Linked DNA regions of Mus musculus: region 2 is linked to region 1. The links are chromatin loops, found by intact Hi-C in ENCODE. Cell type or tissue: left cerebral cortex. All regions are shown on one strand.

The links. A loop is a pair of places that touch in the nucleus more often than their neighbours do. Peaks named below come from ENCODE experiments on the same cell type or tissue, not always from the same donor. Only the 100,000 strongest peaks of a DNase experiment are listed, where the experiment ranks them.
Region 2: it touches region 1 in a loop (6-fold over the local background); 9 of 42 quality-filtered maps call a loop at or near these places.

The regions. Positions count from the first base shown.
Region 1 is chr2:82,076,691-82,080,690 of GRCm38, reverse strand. All of the region lies in intron 1 of Zfp804a (zinc finger protein 804A), which reads right to left. Among named protein-coding and RNA genes, the nearest start is that of Zfp804a, 25 kb to the right of the region's middle. In left cerebral cortex, no CTCF peak of the experiment used is centred here; DNase peaks (open chromatin) are centred at 1,913 and 2,262.
Region 2 is chr2:82,568,379-82,572,378 of GRCm38, reverse strand. No RefSeq gene overlaps it. Among named protein-coding and RNA genes, the nearest start is that of A130030D18Rik, 180 kb to the right of the region's middle. In left cerebral cortex, a CTCF peak has its summit at 1,822; a DNase peak (open chromatin) is centred at 87.

The DNA of each region.
Region 1 (4,000 bases):
ACTTACATGATACTCATACAAGTTCTCTATTCTGATACTAATCATCTATTTTTTTAATAATGAGGTACTCATATCCAAATTGACCATCTTGAAGGAAATGAAAGCAACATTTGTGTGTTAGAGCTAGGTTTTGTTAAAAAGAAAAAAAGGAAAAAAAAGGGGGGGTCCTAATGTGCACTAGCTACAAATTATGCAGTTGTATCTTGTTTAAGACACAACATTCTAATTATTTGACAAGAAAGCTATGAGTTGTGCTGGCATCTCAATGGTGAGAATAGATCATTTCAAGATTCATGATCCATAATAATAGAAAAGAATAAAAGAACATGAAGAATAGACAATCACCTCTATGTGAGCACAATTACAAAGTATTCCTTAGCTATGTGAGTCACAGCAGAAGTTACTCTGATAAAGTTTATGTAGTAGTATGCAAAGGAAAGAACTTCTATCAAATATCCCAAACCAAATTAAAACATTTCATTTAATATTTGATTTTAGTACTTTCTTATGCAGACTCTAAAAGATATATCAAGAGAATTATGGCAGGCTTAAATCTACAAATAAAAGTCTTTGCTTTTTCTACAATATTAAAAAGAAAAACAAAACCTAGTGACGGTGTGCCCAAGCTAAAACTCAAACAAAACAACTGAGAAGATGAGTTATCCTAAAACAATGAAGAAACAAACAAGCAAACAAGCAAGTAAACAAAACATCCTCCAAGTTGTGGGCACGCTCACCCTGGAGGCTAGGCGCTCTACTGATACTTAGTTGCCTAAAAGTTAAATATTAGAACTTGTATTTAAATATTTTATACAAATTTATTCTGAGGGAGAACTTAAGTGTTGAAACGCTAATAATGTTTGTCAGAATAAATTGATGGATGCATAACACTACTTTTAAAACAATAATAGAAAAATAGTAAAATAGTGCATTCCACTAAACTTTAAAGATTATACATAATCTTTAAAGATATACTTTAAAGATTATGAAAAATCATTTGACTCAAAATGTAGTAACTAAATTGCCTCACCATTTATCCATAATTATCCATAGTTATAATGTAAAAATAATGTGCATTATAATTAATGTTGTGTGAAGGGAGGTTCTTGTGTGACTCTGGTCACATGTGCATATATGGAGGTCAGAGGACAACTTCAGGTGACGGTGCTTGCTTTTTGCTTTATTTTGAGATGGTCTGTTTGATGTTTATGCTGCAAATGCCAAGAGTGCTGACCTCTGAGCTTCCAGAGATTATCCTGTCTCTACTTTCCCTCTTATTACATTGCACTGAAATTATGTATATGTTACCACACCCAGCTCTATGGATTTTGAGGATTCCAATTTTGGTTTTGATTCACTTTTACCAGCTGAACTATCTTATCAGCCTTATTGATAGTTAATGAAAATAAATAATGAAACTAACTTCTATTGGCCTTTATGTATCACATTCAATGTTACTGTATATAAACATGAGTATAAAATATTATAATTCAAAATATTCTTTAATATTTCATTTATTTTCACATTATGATTTTGGGAGTAGAAAAATGATACAATGGGGTATTGTTTTCAGTGACCTGTTGTGTGACAGTTTTGTAGACTTTCATACACAATGAGACACTCTAACTTTGAAATATTGTATCTCTGTAGTTCTTTATCACAGGCAAAACCACATTTCTTGTTATTTTTATCCTCCCACTTCCAACATGATCCATGACACTACCATTTGTGAACTCTTGAATTAAAGATAGAGTTGTTTTAATAATCTCTCGAGTGCCATTTAGGCTTAATGAAAGCACTGTGCTTGTTTTGAAGATGAAAGTAGTGAGAGGGCATTTCCATCCCAGACAGAACAAACCCTGGCTGCTGGAAGTAGTACATTCTAAACACTCAATACACAGATGGTGGCGTCTGCTTGCCGCTTACCCACCCCCTCTCACTGAAGAACTATAATTTCAAGTTTTATCCTGTAATACAGTGTTATTTATTAATTTAATCATCTGTTTCTTGATTTTTAAATGTCAAAGCTATACAAACTCCTTTTCCACATTGAAAAATGTCATATAAGCAAATGAATGGTTAGATGAAGTGTGCAAGTAAAATAGAAAAGTGTATAAGGCCCCTCGGAGATGCAGTCTATCTACTCTGTGCTGTATATCCTAGGATGCTCCAGATGGAATATGGCTTTTTAGCATCAACCTGGAACCTATATTATGAATAATTCAAACTTTATGAATATGTGTGTCTTCTCCAGATTGTAAGTGATCCGAACTGGCACATAAACCCAAATAAGATTTTACACTGTATAATTGCTGCTAGTGCTTTGAGCAAAATAAGATATAGATTCCATCCTACCCCCTTACGCAAGAACAGGCACTGGTGCATGTCTGGGCCAGTACTTGACCTCACATAATTAAAATTATGTTTTTTATCAAATTGAAGGTAGTATGGATATATTGTGTTTATAGCTAGACTATAGGATTCTTGCATTAATTGTTGGCATGTATATTGTGGTAAAACAGATAAAATGTGCCATTTTCACTCCCACTTATTGATGTTCAATATGTTCATATTGTTTTGAAAACACTTTATTGTATTTTACTTCAACATTATCACAAAGACTATCTGAATAAAAAGATATTTAATAAACCCTTGACTAGTTGGTAGTTGAAAAAAATCACTCTACATATACACATATGTCCATGCAAACTACTCTATCTTGTTTTATATATCATCAATAAATCAAAGTTTATCTCTTGAAAAAAAAAAGAAAAAATCACTCAACAGGATTTTTACTGGCCTTGTCGATCAGTGTGAGAAACATAATGTGCATTTTTTTTGATATTGTGTTCATGTGTCACTTGTAAAAGTGATACATCATTTAATGATAATTGCTCTTGCCTTAGTAAATATGCTTTAAAGTTCTCAGGCCATTTCTGATAATTCTCAGTCCATTTGGTTGTCCCATTTCTTCATATTATTACACAAATATATTTTTTATAGTTTTCTTTTGAAATCAGACATTTTACTTATTTTGGCTGAAATGGAAATAGAATCTGCTACTGACCTACATATATCACCGTCTTGACAAAGGTTCATTTATAATCTTAATAGTGCTACTACAGCATGATGCCTCTGGGATTTATGTGTGCATACATGCATGCTCAAGCATATATATGTTTTAAAACATGTTTGACCTTAATGTTGTACAATTAATAAAAAATATATCTTAAGTGCAATTATCTGAAACTCTAATTTCCTTTTATAATCTATAGTTATTTTGATATCCATTATGTATTTTTTATAAATACTTGGCAGAACCCCTTGAACTAGAGATACAGACAGTTGGGCGCTGCCTTGTGGGTGCTGAGAATTGAATCCGGGTCCTCTGGAATAGCAGCCAGTGACTCTTACCACTGAATCAGCAAGCAAAAACAATGTAGAAACCAGTTATATGATTGAAAAGTTCTATATTGACTATTTGGGGAGAGGAGACGATATAACAGAAGTAAAATAAGCATGTATTCAAGCTTGGTAAAGGTGTAATCATTAGCTCACAACTGTAGCAGGTGTTCAGGCTTGATACTAGTGTGATCATTAACTCGCAGCTAGAGTAGTTTTCACCGGCATCCCACAAGTTCAGTCCTCTCAACAACCCATCAAGGCATGGGAAAGAAGACATGGAGAGAGGCTGGGGGAAGAGGAGCCACTGTATTTTACTGTGTACTCACAGCTTAGAATGTTCCAAAAGCATCTCCAAACCATTCATAATAATTAGAGATTTAAGAGAAGAAGTGGGGTGGTTAACAGGGGTGGCAGAAGGTATGTATGAGAGTTATGAATAAGCTTTATGTGTGTGAAATTATTTAAGAACAAATTTAATAAAAGACAATTTTTAAACAATAGATAAATTAATTAATTAATACTTGGAATGTAGTTTTGATGAGCTTTAATTTTTCCCAGCTTATCCACAAAGATTAATAACATAAGTGTACCTTAG
Region 2 (4,000 bases), 490 kb before region 1:
ATAACTAAAGGGCAGCTGCTCTCCTGGAAAGCCTATGCCAGTATGTTTGATGACTCACTAAAGCTGTCTCTGTAGAGCTACTGGCATGGCATACTGTCAGCACCTCCAGTGTGCAAGTCAGAGAATTTCCTTTCCACAGCAATGAGTCATTATAGTGTGTAACCTTCTGAAGGGGCTTTGTGTAACTTTCAGGCTTGTGGAAGTTTTAATTTTTGTTCACATCGTGAGTCTCATGAACCTGCCTTCTCTCTCCACAAGGCAATGGGCAATGTTTCTATTCAGAGGAAATTGCTGTACAACTCGCTCCTTAGCACTGTTTCTTATTTCTGTCCTTCCTTTCCACCCCTGTCCTGACTACTCCTTGTTGTTGTATTGTTTTGTTTTTTACTTGTACACACTATTTACCCAGACAGTCCACACATAGATGAAAACAAAACACACATGACGCTGGGCTTCATGGATCTGTTTCACTATGGTGATCATCTCCAGTTGCATTTACCTAGTAGCCAAAAAAAAAAGTAAATATAATTGAAAAATATCCTTCACTTTTTAAAATATATATTTACACATGTGTAATTTATAATAGGCTGACTTCATCGCTATGGTGAACTGCACTGTATTTAACATGCTTTTGCAGTGGTGTAATGGCAGTGTTATGAAAGCTCTACTTTGTAACTTTTTGAGCAAGCATCTTATTTGCTAACCCACATTCTAATAGTGAGTAAAAGTCCCTTTCCTTTCATATTGTCTTCTCCCACTGAAGGACACTCCCATATTTTTCATATCATTTTAATGTCACTAATTCTTCTTTCTCTTTCTATGTTTTATCAAAATTAATACCTTTAATTTCCTGTTTATGTCACGTATTGGTTCTTTTGCTATATGTGAGTGTGTGTACAAATATGTAAATATCATTAAGACATTGGTGATTATATTAATATTTTAAGTGTTGTCTGATCAGTAAATCTTGACTTATAATATATTTTAAGGAACAAACAACATTTTCTTTCTCTGTTTTTGTACTTTTCTGCTTTTGCATCTGATGTTATGATAACTCCACCAACATTTTTAGTATCACATCAGAAGAATATTTCTTTTATAGACATTCATGGCATATAAACATTTTGTTATAATAATTTTAAGCTTTCATCTGGTATAATTTTAACTATAGTTGAAGAATATTCCTTTGGACATTGTGCAGTCCATAAGTAAAATATCATAACAATCCTTTGACATTTGTCTTCAATTTATTTTGTTTTACCTTAATTTTAATCATATACTTTATACATTAAGTATATTCATCATATTCCTTTTGTATAGATAGTGTCTAAATTTTCTAAGAATTTGCAACTACTTCAATTTTATGAGATTTGTCATTAAACCCATTTGGGCTGACCTCAGGACACAGAACTGAGTTGGATATTTACGAACCTTGTAGGGCAGAAGAAGAATCTCAGAAGCAAAGACTTTACTGTTTACACCCGAAGGAATCTTGTTAAGCACAAGACTTTAAACATTATTATTTTTCACTTAAGCATGCACACTTTGAAGGATCTGGGAAAAAGTGTGTGTGTGTGTGTGTGTGTGTGTGTGTGTGTGTGTGTGTGTGTTTGTGTGTAAATTTAAGTGCTGGTATCTGAGTAGGTAGTTATGCCTAATAGTCATGTGTTTGACAACTTAATGTGGTTTCAATTTTCATGAAGTATAATACCATCTGTTTATATGTTGCTATGAGTTTGTTGGACCTAGTGAATCCAAAATATAAGAAATAGAATTCAAGGTGTTCACAACAAAAGCTTCTGCAATGTTTCTGACATACACTAGGTGTCTCCAGTTTCTTACCCAGATGAGGAATGTGGAATTAATCATACATAGACTTTGATGATAAATGACAAGAAAAGAAAAATACTCAAAAGTTACTCTATATTTTTTATATCTACATGTGACAAAAGAAACAATTTAGATTTCATGAGTTATATCTGAATTCAAGGATAAATTATTTCAAACAAGTAGACCTAATTTAGAACTCAATCACCAATCATTTAGTTCCAGGTTCTGAATACATTAGAAAAGCGATTTCTTACTAAATGGTAAATCTATTCATTAATTAACAAATGATGGTTATGGAATATTATTGTATTTGATATTTAAGTTATTCTCAAACTACTCATTATGACTGATACTTAGAAACTGCATCCCTCTGGTATTATGATAACTGTAGTGGTCAAATTTATAACTATATGAAAAACAGGAATTATGTTATTCATAGCAACTGAATAAACTGCCATGCATGTAAATATTCAAAATGAAAAAGTGGAAATCATCAGATTGGTCTGAAGTGAAGCTAAGACGTTTTTATTATTCTAAACAGATCTAAATAGGAATGTTTTACATTATTAGTTAATACATGAGAAAACCTTGTTACAATGGAAGCAAGGTTTTTATTTAGCATTGATGTCCAATTATGAAAGTGCTTTATGGATTGGTATTCTTTAAAATGTAACACACATTTTATAGCTTAAACAAAACATCATTTATCCTCAATATCAGAGTTACCAATCTAATTAATTTATGGCATGAAATTATTGGTTCATAATTTAATAATGGAGCATACTAATGCATGGGTTAGAACCCAGATTTGAGCATGGTTTCTCTTTCAAAATTTAGATTTTTGGCAAACATTTTTTAGGGTAACATTCTAGTCAACTCTGCAACACCATATTTCCTTGTAGAGGATTACCACAACAGGTTTCTGTTTGAATAGATTTTAGATTGTTGTTGTTTCTTTTATCTGAAGTAATCATGATTAACAAGATGAAAGAGAGAACTGAAACTGTTCAAAGGGTTTCAAAAGTCAATAGTGAGACCAAATTAACTGAATATAATAGGAACTACATCTAATTTCTGCCTTCATTAGAAGCACTAAACTTTTTTAAAGTGGGAGTTATTGATTTAGGAGGCATATACTTGAGGATTATCTTTAAAGTAAATCAGAAGAAATAGTCTGTTTAATAAACCTCTTATGAGAAATAAATTATTGTTAATAATCTCTTCATTTATTTTCAAGTTTACTGCTCTTACAGAATATGCCTAGCTTCCTTTTCCTAAGAGTTTCTAAGGTTACCAATACATACTTGTAATCAAAAGCATTTCAAAGTTTTGGACAAACATAATAATAATTGATGCATATTCTTAAGCCTGAACATTGGGTTGGTTTTGCATAAGGAAAAGTACATTTTTTATTGAACTTAGATGATGCAGTCACATGTCTTGGTTCAAATATAATTTAAACATGTTGTTAAAAATCACCATAGCACACACAAAAAAGTAATTCCTGTTCCTCTAATGAACCTGACATTCAGAAATTTCACTCATCTCTCTCTCTCTCTCTTTCTCTCTCTCTCTCTCTCTCTCTGTGTGTGTGTGTGTGTGTGTGTGTGTGGTGTGTGTTCTATTAATGTATTGGTTCAATTATATTAATGGTACACTCATGTCATTACTCTCACTTCTATTTGACTTTAATGTTTGTATCCATTGATCCCATATAGCAGAACACACAGCAGCTCATTCATTTTTTGTAACAGTTGATACACTGCCATGACATATGTAGCCATAGACTCCTTTATCAAGATGACTTAAATCTCAAAAGCTACCACAAGCATCTTGCATTTTTGAAAGTTTTTTTCTAAGCAGTCATAGCTCAAAAGGAGAGTAAAAGAACTGATCAAGAATATTCTTATGCCAGGAGGTTGTTCTGAATCAATGACATGGATGGTGAGCACAAATATTTCTGATATTTTGTCCTGAACAATGAAAGGTCAGAGTCATGCTTGTATATTGCCCTTCCTAATCCAACATCACTTAGCTCCCTCCCTCCCTGTATTCCTTTCTTATCTTTGTTTCTTTGTTCTCTCTCTCTCTCTCTCTCTCTCTCTCTCTCTCTCTCTCTCTCTCTTTCTACTTCCCCTCTCCCTTCTTCTGTCTTTAGCTTACTAGTTTT